2 separate regions of the Homo sapiens genome follow, and region 2 is linked to region 1. A link is an interaction called in ENCODE POLR2A ChIA-PET data of the cell type or tissue named here. Cell type or tissue: OCI-LY7. All regions are shown on one strand. Links, peaks and the distances in the headings refer to the core of each region. The heading gives the core; the rest is flanking DNA.

Region 1 (7,886 bases), core at 2,363-6,362:
TCTCAATACAGATTCTATAATTCTCTTATAAATTATTTAAAACATTTTCCTCTTCTTTTTAACTTATATCTTAATGATTTAAAACTGGTTGTGGGCCAGGCACGGTGGCTCATGCCTATGATCCCAGCACTTTGGGAGGTCGAGGCGGGTGGACCACGAGGTCAGGAGTTCAAGACCAGCCTGGCCAAGATGGTGAAACTCCATCTCTACTAAAAATACAAAAAGTATCCAGGTGTGGTGGCAGACTCCTGTAATCCTAGCTACTCAGGAGGCTGAGGCAGGAGAATCACTTGAACCCAGGAGGCAGAGGTTGCAGTGAACCAAGATTGCGCTACTGCACTCCAGCCTGGGCAACAGAGTGAGACTCCATCTCAAAAAAAAAAAAAAAAAAAAAAAAAAGCTGGTTGTGCACTGTGCAGTGGCTCACGCCAGTAATCCCAACACTTTGGGAGGCCGAGGCGGGTGGATTGCTTGAGCCCAGGAGTTCGAGACCAGCCTGGACAACATGGCAAAGCCCTGTCTCTACCAAAAATACAAAAAATTTTCTGGGCGTAGTGGTATGTGACAGTGGTCCCAGCTACTTCAGAGGCTAGGGTGGGAGGATTACTCCATCCCAGTAAGTCAAGGCTGCAGTGAGCCAAGATCGCACCACCGCATTGCAGCCCAGGTGACTGGAGTGAGACCCTGTCTCAAAAATAAATAAATTAGTAAAATTTTAAAAACCTGTTTTGGACATATAGATGCATATTCCTATTTTATACAAAAGTAAGAATCCTTTTACTTGATGACAATTTTATTATCACCAGCCAGGTGTTACCTCAATAGAAAAACAGCTTGCTTATCTATTGTTAGAAAGACAGGCTACGACAGGCTCAGTGGCTCACACTTGCAATCCTAGCACTCTGGGAGGCCAAGGTAGGCAGATTGCCTGTGCTCAGGAGTTCAAGACCAGCCTGAGAGACATGGTAAAACTCTGTCTCTAATAAAACTACAAAAAATCAGCCAGGTGTGGTGGCACGTGCCTGTAGTCCCAGCAACTCGGGAGGCTGAGGCAGGAGAATTGCCTGAACTGGGGAGATGGAGGTTGCAGTGGGCTGAGATTGCACCACTACACTCCAGACTGGCCAAGAGAGTGAGACTCCAACTCAAAAAAAAAAAGGCTTATGTCAACAATTCTAAATCTAAAATCTTTATTTTTGGCAGTTGTTCTCTGAAAATCTATACATGATGACTCTATAGTTTGGAAATTATCCTAAGAGTTTAAAAGTCCTAACTGGCAGGCCGGGTGTGGTGGCTCACGCCTGTAATCCCAGCACTTCGGGAGGCCGAGGCAGGTGGATCACGAGGTCAGGAGATCGAGAACATCCTAGCTAACACGTGAAACCCCGTCTCTACTAAAAATACAAAAAATTAGCCGGGCATGGTGGCGGGCACCTGGAATCTCAGCTACTTGGGAGGCTGAGGCAGGAGAATCGCTTGAACCCGAGAGGCAGAGGTTGCAGTGAGCCGAGATCACGCCACTGCACTCCAGCCTGGGCGAGAGTGAGACTCCGTCTCAAAGAAACAAAGAAACAAACAAACAAACAAAAGTCCTAACTGCCACTTTGCAGGATTTTAGGAAACCACGTGTGAGCACCTTCAACATGCACTCCCCGTCTAGAAAAGAATTTCCAGGACACTGTCAAACAGGCACACATGCCTTCCAGGCCAGGAGAATATATGGAGAGAGAACTTAGGAGAAAGAAACCCCAAATGCAAAATAAGAATACAAACAGTGGTGCCTAGCCTTAGAGTAAAATGTTTCCAAAACAGCTGCCAAGTTTATGAAAACCCAAGCACCTCTCCTTTTGCTTGGTTTGTCATGAAGATAGCCATTTCATGACAGACTGCGTCAATGCAGAGAATTAAGCCAGTAATGCAGAAGTTCTCAGAGATTAGGAGCACTCTGAAAAACCTGAAATGAGACAAAAGTAAGGCAATAAAAGACTAGGCTTATATATTAGTCAGGGCTCTCCAGAGAAACAGAATCAACAGGAGAGAGACAGAGGTAGAGGTAGAGAGACAGAGACAGAGGTATATATATTTAAAAAGATATTTATTAAAAGGAATTGGCTCATGCAATTATGGAGGCTGAAAAGTCCCAAGATTGTCAGTCAGTAAGCTAGAGACCCAAGAGAGCCTATGGTCTAGTTGCAGTCCAAGTCTAAAGGCCTGAGAACCAAGGGAATCAATGGCGCAAGTTCCAATACAACAGCTACCATGCTCAAGAGCCAAAGTTTTGGTTCAAGTCCAAAGGCAGGAAAACACTGATGTCCCAGCTCAAGGAGTCAGGCAGGAGAAGCTCCCTCTTGCTCAGTCTTTTTGTTCTAGCCAGGTCTTCAAATGATTGGATGAGGCTCACCCAGACTCGGAAGGGTATCCGTTTTACTCAATCACTTCAAATATTAATTTCATCCAGAAACATCCTCACAGACACACCTAAGATAATGTTTGACCAAATGTCTGGGCACTCAGTGGCCCAGTCAAGTTGACACATAAAATGAACCATCATAACTGACTTGGCTCTATTTTGCCCACTCTTCCCAAAAAGCCAAGAAAAGGGGTTGAAAAAGAGTTTAAAGCCTGGTGAGAGAGAGCAGGCAGAAGAAAACTGACTCTTCACTGGATAACTACCTTACGGCCCTTCCCTTAACAAGGCAAACAAGAGCAGAGGACTACCTCCCAATCTGTGTGGGAGGCTCACGCCTGTAATCCCAACACTTTGGGAGGCCAAGGTGGGCAGATCACCTGAGGTCAGGGGTTCCAGACCAGCCTGGTCAACATGGCAAAACACCGTCTGTATAAAAAATACAAAAATTAACCAGGCATGGTGGCGCACACCTGTAGTCCCAGCTACTCAGGAGGCTGAGGCAGGAGAATCGCTTAAATCCGGGAGGTGGAAGTTGCAGTGAGCTGAGATGGCGCCACTGCACTCCAGCCTGAGAGACAGAGCGAAACTCTGTCTTAAAAAAAATAAAATTAAATTTAAAAATGAAGGCCAGGCGCGGTGTCTCACGCCTGTAATCCCAGCACTTTGAGTGGCCGAGGTGGGAGGATCATGAGGTCAGGATCCAGACTAGGCTGGCCAACATGGTGAAACCCTGTCTCTACTAAAGATACAAAATTAGCCAGGTGTAGTGGCACATGCCTGTAATCCTAGCTACTCAGGTGGCTGAGAGAGGAGAATTGCTTGAACCCAAGAGGTGGAGGTTGCAGTGAGCCAAGATCGTGCCACTCCACTCCAGTCTGGGCAACAGAGTGATACTCCATCTCCAAAAAAAAAAGAAAGAAAAATAAAACTGAACTGCCCTTTAATCAAAAGATATCTGCTTCTTAAGGCCAAGGTGGGTGAATCACCTAAGGTCAGGAGTTTGAGATCAGCCTGGCCAACATGACAAAACCCTGTGTCTACAAAAAATACAAAAAAATCAGCCACGCATGGTGGCAGGCACTGTAATCCCAGCTACTCAAGGGGCTCAGGCAGGAGAATCACTTGAACCTGGGAGGCGGAGGTTGCAGTGAGCCAAGATCACGCCACTACACTCCAGCCTGGGCGACAGAGTAAAGACTTTGTCTCAAAAAAAAAAAAAAAAAAGATAGCTGCTTCCAAAACACACACACATATTCTCTCTCTCATGCATGCGTGCGTACACGTACACACACACACACACACACACACACACACACACACACACATTCTCTCTCTTTGTCCATCAGAAACCTATACAGGATAAGAGAAATCTTAGCTGGACATTGAGCCCCTTGGGTACAATGAAGCCAGTGCTGGAAGAAAGGAGACTCTCCAAGGAAAATCACAGATTCACATAACTCAGCCCTTGTGAAGCCAGGACAATGAGTCAAGCTGTTGGCTTGGACTATAGTCATCCTCAAGGCTCAACTAGAGTAGGAGGATCCCTGTTCAAGCTCACTTTTCTGAGCCAGTCATGTGGCTGCCAGCAGGCCTCAGAAGATCTACATCCAAGCTAGCTGTTGTGGTTGCTGGCAGGCCTCACTTCCTCACCACATGGCCCTCCCCATGGGCTGCCTGGGTGGCTGTCTTCACAACATGGCAAGTGCCTTCCCTCTATGCAGTGCTGCCTCATACCATGGAGTTAGCCTCCCCCAAAGTGAGTTGGGGGTGTGTGTGTGTGTGTGTGTGTGTGTGTGTGAGAGAGAGAGAGAACACACATGCAAGGCAGAAGTCAGAGAGAGAGAGACAGAACACACATGCAAGGCAGAAGCCAGTTTTTTTAAAACCCAATCTGAGCTAGCCAGCTAGCCTCCCGCAAAGTGAGGTGGGTGGGTGGGTGTGGGTGTGTGTGTGTGTGTGTGTGTGAGAGAGAGAGAGAGAACACACATGCAAGGCAGAAACCAGTCTTTTAAAAACCCAATCTGGGAAGAGACATCTCATCACTTCTCCTGTGTTCTATTCACTAGAAGTGCATCGCTAAGTCCAGCCCACACTCAAGGGAGGAGAATTCAGCTCCATCTTTTAAAGAAGGGAAAATCAAATCATTTTTGGATAGATCATTAAGTCCCACTACAGGGACTAGAATTACTGATGAAAATATAAGTAGCCAGATAAGTTATTAAGACATCAATGGATGTTTTATTATCATGGTACTTCCCAATCCCCAAGATGATAGTCCTATTTGCTTCTTTGCCTCAAGGGAGGTTTGTGCATGTTTTCTGAAAATATGAACTCCTTGAGGAGATTATACTGAGGGAAGAAGGGTAGAACAATGAGTGCCTTTGGCGGGAGCTGGGGGTTAGGTAGAAATAAGAAGAAAAATGGGAGCAATTTATCTGAGAAGAAGGAATTCCTTCAGAATCCACAAAAAGGGAACCTGCAACCCCACGTCCTAGCAGTGCCCAAGTCCTCAGAGAGAAATGGGCATGTGTTGTACCAAGCAAAGCTGAAGCCTGTACATCAGAATCCCCAGGCTTCAACGCCTCATATCCTCTTAGACAATGTGCTCAGTCACATCCAGCACAGGCTGAAAATCAACCTTCCACCCTTCTCCTGGTACCTCAAAAGCCTATTAGAGTCTCACATAACTCTAAGGAGGGGTGGATCTCTATTATTAATCACTGAGATTGTATTTCTAACCAGTTTGGTAGAATTGAGGGGGAGAAGGTCCCAGGGCAGAATTTTTTTTTTTTTTTTTGAGACGGGTTCTCATTATGTTGCCCAGGCTAGTCTGAGCTCAAACTACGCTCTCACCTCAGAATCCCAAAGTGCTGGGGTTACAGGTACGAGCCACCACACCTGCCCCCAAGGGCAGAATTTGATTTCATTTAAAGGAATTAAAATATTGTTAATACTTTTTGCTTACCTGATTTCATGAGGTAAGATTCATATGTGCTATACAGTCAATTAATGTACTAACCTATGGATATCTTTTGCAAATAAGTAATATTGGTGGTTTCAAAGAAAGTTCCAAACAAGCTGCTCCATTTAAGATTTTTCCGGCCGAACGAGGTGGCACACGCCTGTAATCCCAGCACTTTGGGAGGCAGAGGTGGGTGGATCAACTGAGGTCAGGAGTTTGAGACCAGCCTGGCCAACATGGCAAAACTCTGTCTCTATTAAAAATACAAAAATTAGCCAGATATGGTGGTGCGTTCCTGTAGTCCCAGCTACTCGGGAGGCTGAGACAGGGGAATTGCTTGAACCCAGGAGGTGGAAGTCTCAGTGAGCTGAGATCACACCACTGCACTCCAGCCTGGCCAACAGAGTGAGACTGCATCTCAAAAAAAAAAAAAATTCTAGGCCAGGTGCAGTGAGTGGCTCACAGCTATAATTCCAGAACTTTGGGAGGCTGGGGCAGAAGGATTGCTTGAGGCCAGAAATTTGCAACCAGCCTGGGTAACAAAGTGAGACACCCATCAATACAAACAATTTTTAAAAATAAAAAACCTGCCGGGCACAGTGGCACATGGCACCAGCTACTCAGGAGGTTGAGGTGGGAGGACTGCTTGAGCCCAGGCGTTCAAGGTGCTGTAAGCTGTGACTGTGGCACTGCCCTCCAGCCTGGGCAACAGAGCAAGACCCCCTTCTCTAAAATGTATACGGGTAATTTGGCCGGGTGCGGTGGCCCACACTTGTAATCCCAGCACTTTGTGGAGCTGAGGCAGGTGGATCACCTTAGGTCAGGAGTTCGAGACCAGCCTGGCCAACATGGTGAAACCCCATCTCTATTAAAAATACAAAAATGGCCAGGCGCTGTGGCTCACGCCTGTAATCCCAGCACTTTGGGAGTCCGAGGCGGGTGGATCACGAGGTCAGGAGATCGAGACCATCCTGGCTAACACAGTGAAATGCCGTCTCTACTAAAAATACAAAAAATTAGCCGGGTGTGGTGGTGTGTGCCTGTGGTCCCAGCTGCTTGGGAGGCTGAGGCAGGAGAATAGCATGAACCCAGGAGGCAGAGCTTGCAGTGAGCCGAGATTGTGCCACTGCACTCCAGCCTGGGCGACAGAGCGAAACTCCGTCTCAAAAAAAAAAAATAAATAATTGAATTCAGGCCGGGCACAGTGGCTCACGCCTGTAATCCCAGCATTTTGGGAGTCTGAGGCAGGTCTATCACCTGAGGTCAGGAGTTCACGACCAGCCTGGCCAACATGGAGAAACCCCATCCTTACTAAAAATATAAAAATTTGCTGGGTGTGGTGGTGCACAACTTTAATCCCAGCTATTCGGGAGACTGAGGCAGGAGAATCGCTTGAATCCAGGAGGCGGAGACTTCAGTGCACCGAGATCACGCCATTGCACTCCAGCCTAAGCAACAAGAGCAAAACTCCCTCTCATATATAAATAAATAAAATTCAAAAAATTGTTTCAGTCAGTAAGGGAAATGTCTCTTTCTGGAAGTATTCCAGCTAATAATGAAGAGGGAATGAGACAGGCACAGTGGCACTCACGCCTGTAATCCTAGCACTTTGAGAGGCTGAGGCGAGCCGATCACTTGAGGTCAGGAGTTCCAGACCAGCCTGGTTAACATGGTGAAACCCCGTCTCTACTAAAAATACAAAAGTTAGCCAGGAGTGGTGGTGCACGCCTGTAATCCTAACTACTCAGTTGGCTGAGGCAGGAGAATCGCTTGAACCCAGGGGGCGGAGGTTGCAGTGAGCCGAGATCACGCAGACTCCAACTTAAAAAAAATAAATAAAAAGAAGGAATGAAAGAATTAGAATTTCTTTTTTTTTTTTTTTTTTTTTTTTTTTGAGACAGAGCCTCACTCTGTCACCCAGGCTGGAGTGCAGTGGCATGATCTTGGCTCACTGCAACCTCCACCTCCCGGGTTCAAGTGATTCTCCTGCATCAGCCTACCAAGTAGATGGGATTACAGGCACGTGCCACCACACCTGGCTGATTTTTGTATTTTCAATAGAGATGGGGTTTCACCATGTTGGCCAGGCTGGTCTTGAACTCCTGTCCTCAGGTGATCCACCAGCCTCAGCCTCCCAAAGTGCTGGGATTACAGGTGTGAGCCACCACGCATGGGCAAAACAATTAGAATTTCAACATTTGCAACCCTAATGAATTCATAAATCTAGATACCGATTACTATGGGTTCCTAACATAAAAAAGAGAAGCTTTAATGAAAGTTCACATCACTTCTATGCTGCAGTTTTTCTTTTCTTTTCTTTTTTTTTGTTGAGATGGAGTCTTGCTCTGTTGCCCAGGGTGGAGTGCCGTAATGCTATCTCGGCTCACTGCAACCTCCACCTCCTGGGTTCAAGCGATTCTCCTGCCTCAGCCACCCGAGTAGCTGGGATTATAGGCGCCCACCACCACGCCCAGCTAATTTTTGTATTTTTAGTAGAGACGGGGTTTTGCCATG
Region 2 (7,886 bases), core at 2,523-6,522, 1.9 Mb before region 1:
GCACTGTTCTACTAGGTGCTTGAAATCTACAGAAAACAAAACCAACAAAAATCCTTGCTTTCATGGAGCTTATATCAGGTGGAGAAAAAAAGGCAATAAACAATATAAGCAAAATATATCATAAGTGAAATGGTTTAAAGTGGTATGGAGAAAAAGAGGATGGGAAAGGTTGGGTAAGGAGAACCAGAAATGGAGGAGCTGCCATTTTAATAGGGTGGTAAGAGAAGGCCTCACTGAAAATGAGAGACAAGATGGAGCCAAGCAAATGTCTGAAAAACTGCATTCTGGACAGGGTAAACAACAAGTGCAAAGGACCTGAGACAGAAATATGCCTGGTATGTTAAAGAATCTGCAAGAAGGCCAGGCGTGGTGGCTCACGCCTGTAATCCCAGCACTTTGGGAGGCCAAGGCGGGCGGATCACGAGGTCAGGAAATCGAGACCATCCTGGCTAACACAGTGAAACCCTGTCTCTATTAAAAATACAAAAAAATTAGCCAGGCATGGTGGCGGGCGCCTGTCGTCCCAGCTACTCAGGAGGCTGAGGCAGAATGGTGTGAACCCCGGAGGCAGAGCTTGCAGTGAGCCAAGATCGGGCCACTGCACTCCAGCCTGGGTGACAGAGCGAGACTCCGTCTCAAAAAAAAAAAAAAAAAAAGAATCCGTAAGAAGACCATTGTGGCCAGAATGGAGTAAGCAAAAAGAAGAGTAAGAGATGATGAGGTCAGACAGCAAAGAAGGCATTCGATCACAGAAGGACTTGATAGGACTTTGTGTTTTACTCTGAGCAAGATGGGCAATCACTAGAGGGTTTTGACCAGAGAAGACAAAATCTGACTTATCTTTTTTAAAGGATCATTCTTGTTACTGTATTAAGAATAGACTATAAGGAGGAAAGGGCAAAAAAAAAAAAAGGGGGGGGGATTACTGCAATAATTTGGAGAAGGTAATGTAGGCTTATGCCAGTGCAAGTGATGAGAAGTGGTCAGATTCTGGATATATTTTAAACAGAGCTGCTAAGATTTCCTAAGGGATCAGATGTAATGGGTGAGAAGAGTCAAGAATGTCTCCAGGTTTTGACCTGAGAAAATGGAAAGATGAAGCTGCTATTTACTGAGATATGGAAGATTATAAAAGGGACACGGGGAAGAGGAGACAGGGTAAGTTCAATTTGAAATAAGGATAGAAGATATAAGAGATGTCAGGTAGGCAGTAGCATACACAAGCCTGGAGTTCCAGGCTAGAGATAAAAATTTGAGAGTCAGCCAGGCGCAATGGCTCACGCCTGTAATCCCAGCACTTTGGGAGGCCGAGGCGGGTGGATCACCTGAGGTCCGGAGTTCGAGACCAGCCTGACCAACATGGAGAAACCCCGTCTCTACTAAAAAATACAAAAAATTAGCTGGGCGTGGTGGCGCATGCCTGTAATCCCAGATACTGAGGAGGCTGAGGCAGGAGAATTGCTTGAACCCGGGCAGCAGAGGTTGCGGTAAGCCGAGATCACGCCATTGCACTCCAGCCTGGGCAACAAGAGTGAAACTCTGTCTCACAAAACAACAACAACAACAACAACAACAACAGAGATCCCACGAGGCAGTCCAATATTAAGAGGTAGGTGTAATAAGGAAGAACCAAAAAAGAGACTATGAAGCCAAGTAGGTAGAAAAACCAGCAATCTGGTATCCTAGAAACCAAAGCAGAAAGTGTTTCACAAAAGGAAGCACCTATTTGTGCCAAACACAGCTAATAGGTCAAATAAGAAATAAACTTCGTAGTCTTGACAGGTACAGTTTTCAGTAGAGTGGTGGGGTTAAAAATCTCACTAGAGTGGTTTCCGGAGAGAACATGAGAACTAAAGATGAACAGAAGAAACTTTTTCAAGAAGTTTTGCTGTAAAGGGGAGCAGAGAAATTGGGTAGCAGCTAAAAAAGGCACTGTGGTCAAGAAATGGTTGTTTAAAAAAAATAGATGAAATATAGTATGTGTGTGCCAACTGGAATGAGCCAGTAGACAGGGGAATAATGATGTTGCAGGAGAGAGAGAGACATCATTTCAGCTGTTAATAGAATTTCACTAGAAGAGTCAAATAACCCAATGAAGAAAAATTTCACTAGGCTAGTGGGCAATAATTCCAGAGTACTGTTACTCTTTGTGATACTAAAGAAGGGAGGAAAGCAGCCCATAATTCTAATTCACATGTCACAGGAGGCTCAGAAGAGAGGCTGGACCACTTGCCAAGAACCTTTGTGTTAAGATATTTTACATGTTATTTCATTTAAGCACAAAATAACTTCATGAGGCATTATCTTTATGTTACAGATAAGGAACCAGAAGCTCAGAGAGAGTAAATAATATGCTTAACTCACAAAGCTGGTAAGTACTTTCTAAGAGGTATGTTTTAAATCCACGTCCTTCTGTGCAGAAGATAAGGAATTATTGTTAATTTAGGGGGTTAAAATAATGTTGTGGTTACGTGGTTTTTTTGGTTCTTATCAGTCAGAAATATATACTGAAGTATTTATGGATCAAAGTATATGATGTCTAAGATTGACTGTAAATTCCCTACCAAAAAAAAAGTAAAATGCAATTGTGAGTGAGGGCTGAGCAGCAAAATGCTGATAATTGGTGAAGCTGATTGATGGCTATATGGAAATTTACTGTACTGTTTCCACTCATATACATCTGAAATGTCCATGATGAAAAATGAAAAATAAAAATCCAGGTCCTTTTGAGTCTATCACTTCAAAGCCTGCCCTTAATTTCTGCTCACTTCCAAAAAAAGAAAATATGCTTTATAGCTTCCAAACAATTTTCTTATCTTCTTTAATCTTCAATATAACTCTGTAAATTAGGAGTATTATTCCTATTTCAGACTTAAGGAGAGAGATCTACAACTAGTAAATAGGATCAGATCTCATAGCTAAATCTTATAGTACCAATAACGTTCTTCTAATACAGCAATTAAGGTTGCACACCAGGCACTGTGTGCATACCCATACTCCACCCAGTGCCAGTACTTTTTCTCAGATTCATTACTATCTCATAATCCTGGGACTCTGAGCTTCCTGGGAGGACTAAGCATTATCCCATTCAGTCCATGAAAAGACTTGTGTACTCAACAGCTTGATTAAAAGAGGCAGATTTCAAATTTGCTCAGCCATCAATCTTCCTTGCCAAATTCAGAAACTAACATGAATTTGATATACAACTTCTCAGTGATCTGACAGTCTGCCAATCTCTGCTCTAAAGTGAACTCCTTGTGCCTCCATTTCCCTAAATGTAATATTCCATTGTTCACCTACATTATACAGCCATCACAGGGACCAAAGTTCAGGTATATGAACTCTGAGCTCTAGAAATAAAGGAACAATAATACTGACCAACTTCAAAAGTCAATGTTGTATAGTTCTAAAACATTTACCACAAAACTGGCAGAACAAAAAAATCACAGTTAGTACTTATTTTTAAGATACCGTATTTTTAAAAGCTTCATCACGATGTTTGCTATCTGTTCTTCTATGCTAACCCTGGCATTATAAGCTCATTCACAGCTTACTTCAAAAACAACCGAAAATATTCACACCAAAGTCTTGAGATTTTATTCTCTCCAGCTTTTAATCATCAAAACTGCAACACTTTTCCCCTCTAGTTCACTATCTTTGTGAGTTATTCAGAATTATTTAACTCAAGAGTTACCCAGTATCCAAAACTTCATTAGGTTAAAATTTAGGTTGCCTAAGCTATACAGAAGCCTATGATTAGATGCAATGTTTAATGAGTTTCAGATTTACTTGAACTATAAACATCTTAAAAATGAACTGCCTCCATCTTAACTTTTACAAACCAACCACTTATTTATTAGATCACTACCTAGCTGTCTTAAATTGTACTTATTTCCATTTAGGCTGACTAAACATAAGTAACCAGTTACAAACTCCATTTTCATATTAAGGGCCAATATATCTAGAGAAGGATCTATTCTTTACTCAAACCAGTATTATTGAAGCATACTAAGAAATCTTAGGTCTGGTACAAAACACACCTTTGAGCCTAAATGTCAATTTATGCTTGCTGAATTAACTGGCAAAACGGGCTTAATAATGGCATACTAAAACAAGCATGGTAAGAAAAAAATAGAGACAGAGCCCTTTAGGACAATTACTAGTCACTATATGTCAACAGCACTATATTGGTTAAATTAAAATCATAAACAAAATGCTGATCTGCCCAATAGGATATTGTGAAAAATCCTGGCACCTGGAAAACTGCAAAGAACAGGAAATTCTGCAGGTGCAGTAAGAAACATCTTACCCATGACCCAGAAATGCCTCAGAATTTATTACACAACCTGCTGCAGAATTCTCACTTTTCAAGTGGAAATGAACCATGAAGTCACACAATGCAAGGCTGTGATTTTATTATTGATGTAATCAACTGTACCCTTTCAAGTTATGCTAAAGTTAACTAAAGAAAGCAGATGTTTTACACAGCGCTAGTTATGTCAGAAGTTAAGAGAATCTGAATACCAAATAAAATTTAGGACTGCTTCATTCAGCCACATGCACATGTGGAGAGTCTGTTGTGAGGCAGGCACTATACTTCTCAAATAGGATGCACTTAATGGACCCTTAGGACAAGAAATAATTCAAATTAGACATGAAAATTACAAATCAGGTCACTTGGTCACCTCACTATTCAATGCAAGAACTAAAAGCTATATTAAAGATTAACACAACTTTCAGGCTCAAATCACCTAATTATCTACATCACCATTAATCTGGCCTTATTTACTTTACTTCTATTTTAACTGACACATACATTAAACTTACATCTCTCAATAAAGTTTTCTAAAATTAGACTCGATTCACTAGCCTCTTAGAATTACTAGTCAGAAACAGTTTCTGTAGCTAAACGAATTTTGAAAAACAACCAATCTTCCAATAAAAGGACCTATGCAAAACAAATGAAAACAGAAAAGCAGTAAAATGGGTAACAGTGTCCAAACATGTTACCTAAGAGAGTAAACTATTAGAGTAGATCACGTAGCAAAGAAAGATCACTATCGGAGCTGGGTATCACCAAGCTCAAGGCAAATTAATGTGTAATAAAGCAACCTATGCTGAGACAGGAGGATCGCTTGAGCCCAGAAGTCCAAGATCAGCCTGGGCAACACAGCAAGACCTTGAGACCTGGTCTCTACTAAAAGTAAAAAAAATAGCCAGATGTGGTGGCACATGCCTGTAGTCCCAGCTACTCGAGATGCTAAGGCGGGAGGATCACTTGAGCTCTGGAGTTCAAGGTTACAATGAGCTATGATCACACCACCACACTCCAGCCTGGGCCACAGAGCAAGACCCTGTCTCAAAAAAAAAAAAAAAAAAAAAAGGCAATTTGCTATTTACATTTTTGCTGTGTCAATCATGACCAACACCTGGAAGGCTCTTTACAACTTGTAAACCAAACACAACATTAAGAAAGCATTTAAAAATCATTCCCCCTCAAATAGAGCATTACCTGTCAAAGCATACGGAAATACCAAATGATGGGTAATTATTTGATAACTAAAACTTGAAAAAGGAAGGAGTATTCAGTAAATCAGAACAAGGAAGCTTGACGTCACTAGCAGAAGGGATAGCTCTATTTTTCTATTCCAGTCACTCAGTCAGTAATCAATTTTCTGCAAAATACATAGGAAAATGTATTATGTTTATTATTTCTGATATAAGAATTGAATTTGGCTGGGCGCGATGGCTCACGCCTGTAATCCCAGCACTTTGGGAGGCCGAGGCGGGTGGATCACAAGGTCAAGAGATCGAGACCGTCCTGGCCAACATGGTGAAACCCCGCCTCTACTAAAAATACAAAAAATTAGCTGGGCGTGGTGGCGGGCACCTGTAGTCCTAGCTACTCGGGAGGCTGGGGCAGGAGAATCACTTGAACCCGGGAGGCGGAGTTTGCAGTGAGCCGAGATTGTGCTACTGCACTCCAGCCTGGCGACAGAGCGCCACTGCATTCCCCACCCCCAAAAAAAGAATTGAATTCACTGAGCCAAAGAAGGCCTCTGTCTCTGGAAATTCCTGCTTAGAAACAATCTTGGGCTATAGCTAGAACCCAATGTCTCTCACAAGCTTCTGCTCAGGCTGAAGAATTCAAACCAGCACTAACACTTAGCTGAGAAATTGGAAAGGTAAGCAGACAGCAAAGAATGAACAAACTTCAATTTGCAGACATCTCTTTCACATAAGTTTCATCTCTATCCAACTTTCACACAACAAATTAATCCACCTAATGGTAAATTACGAAGTACTAACATTTGACCAGTCTAAAAACCACAGGGGAGAAAAAAGAAACTAAGTAACATCTATCCCCGTATTTACGTAGCTCCAGTCTTCCCGAAAGACTTAAACTTGTTTTATATAAACCACCTTGATTCTCATGGGAGATGGATAGAGTCAGATTTCTAGAGAAGAAACCAGCACAAAGGGATTAAATATCTTGTCCAGCAAGTCACCAGCGAAAATAAAACCAGAACCCAATTATTCAGCCTACAAAGCCTAAATAACCTGCTTTCCTTGGTTCGTAAACTTAGGATATCTAAAGTGCCTACAAATTGTCCCAATTCATAGAATTTCACTGAACAATACATATAATCCGAACACTATACCAGAATTGAGTATTCTGAGCAAGAAAGTAGTGCGCACCCCAAGTCAATAAAATGAACACAATGGACTTAAGAAATATAAGGAGGAAACAATGGCTATGTTGGAGAGAACTTTCAAAGCTCACTCTATTCATCTTATATCCTACTGCTCAAATTCTCTGCCAAAAAGCAAATGAGGTCAGACATGCTCCCTATATTATATTGTATACATATATCAAATCTCAAAATACTCAGAGTTTCAATCGAAGGGACATTATACTCTAAAAATCTTTCCCTCCAAAAATAAAATCTTACAGTAATGCCTTCAGAGCATTCTTTTGCTGCCATGACACACTTCAAATTTGGATTTTACGAATCATTTGCTTCCAGGTTTTTTTTTTAATATTTATATTAACGGATTCCGATTACTTAAAATTTGGTGTTCTGCTCCGCCCTCATTATGTTTAGGCAAGATTCCCACTTCCACTCAAACTTATTATTCGAACATACAATGGCTGCATTAAGATACTTCCTAAATCGACAAAAGAAGAAAACTAATCAACCCAGAAAGCTCCCAAGCTACCAAAGCGAACCTTTTATTTGAAATCATACTAGGTACCACACTACACATTACGTGAAGCCCACAGAGTGATAATTGAAGTTATTTCTGCAACATGATGAAATTTATTTCTTAGCAAAATCTGACAAGACTTAATTTTCAACTGTCAAAAGGGAAATCGTTTTCCAAGATTCTAGGAAACCTTGCTTACTGAAGCAGTCTCAAAGTAGTTTGCTTAATCCTTTCAAACCCCTAAGAATCTAACACAAGCCACAGAACAGTGAATGAGACTTGCACTGAAATAAATGTCTGTGTTCAAACCCCTAAAGGTTACTTCCCATGTGTTTGGCAAGCTGAAGGCCATATGTCCGCCCAACCCATAAGTGTCTTTCCTCAATAAAGCTAACATTACACTTCCCAACTCAAATCAAAATACCAGAGAATCCAAAAGCCTCCAACTAAATTTTACCTGAACCATTTGGGAGAAAAAGTCAACAATCCAGATCAGTTATTCACGCCTTGAAAGAGTGTTAAGAGTCAGAAAGCTCCAATTCTGCCACTTTTAGGAGCTAGGTGTACATTACTTCTGTCTGCCTATAGCATGGGACTCAGATATTACATCACCCCATGCTGCCTGAATACTGACCCATTACCCAGAAAGCACCAGGGTATCTGAGACACTGCACCAA

Evidence for each region. ChIA-PET counts read pairs that join two places held together with the same protein. Peaks named below come from ENCODE experiments on the same cell type or tissue, not always from the same donor. Only the 100,000 strongest peaks of a DNase experiment are listed, where the experiment ranks them.
Region 2: POLR2A ChIA-PET joins it to region 1 with 7 read pairs; 1 of 35 experiments calls an interaction of 5 or more read pairs at or near these places.

What each region holds. Positions count from the first base shown.
Region 1 is chr9:125,122,216-125,130,101 of GRCh38, forward strand. The region is part of intron 2 of SCAI (suppressor of cancer cell invasion); the gene reads right to left. Among named protein-coding and RNA genes, the nearest start is that of SCAI, 17 kb to the right of the region's middle. In OCI-LY7, for the core only: no CTCF peak of the experiment used is centred there; a DNase peak (open chromatin) is centred at 4,026; H3K4me3 peaks cover 511 bases; H3K27ac peaks cover 2,108 bases.
Region 2 is chr9:123,258,164-123,266,049 of GRCh38, forward strand. The region is part of intron 1 of STRBP (spermatid perinuclear RNA binding protein); the gene reads right to left. Among named protein-coding and RNA genes, the nearest start is that of STRBP, 6.5 kb to the right of the region's middle. In OCI-LY7, for the core only: no CTCF peak of the experiment used is centred there; no DNase peak of the experiment used is centred there; H3K4me3 peaks cover 492 bases.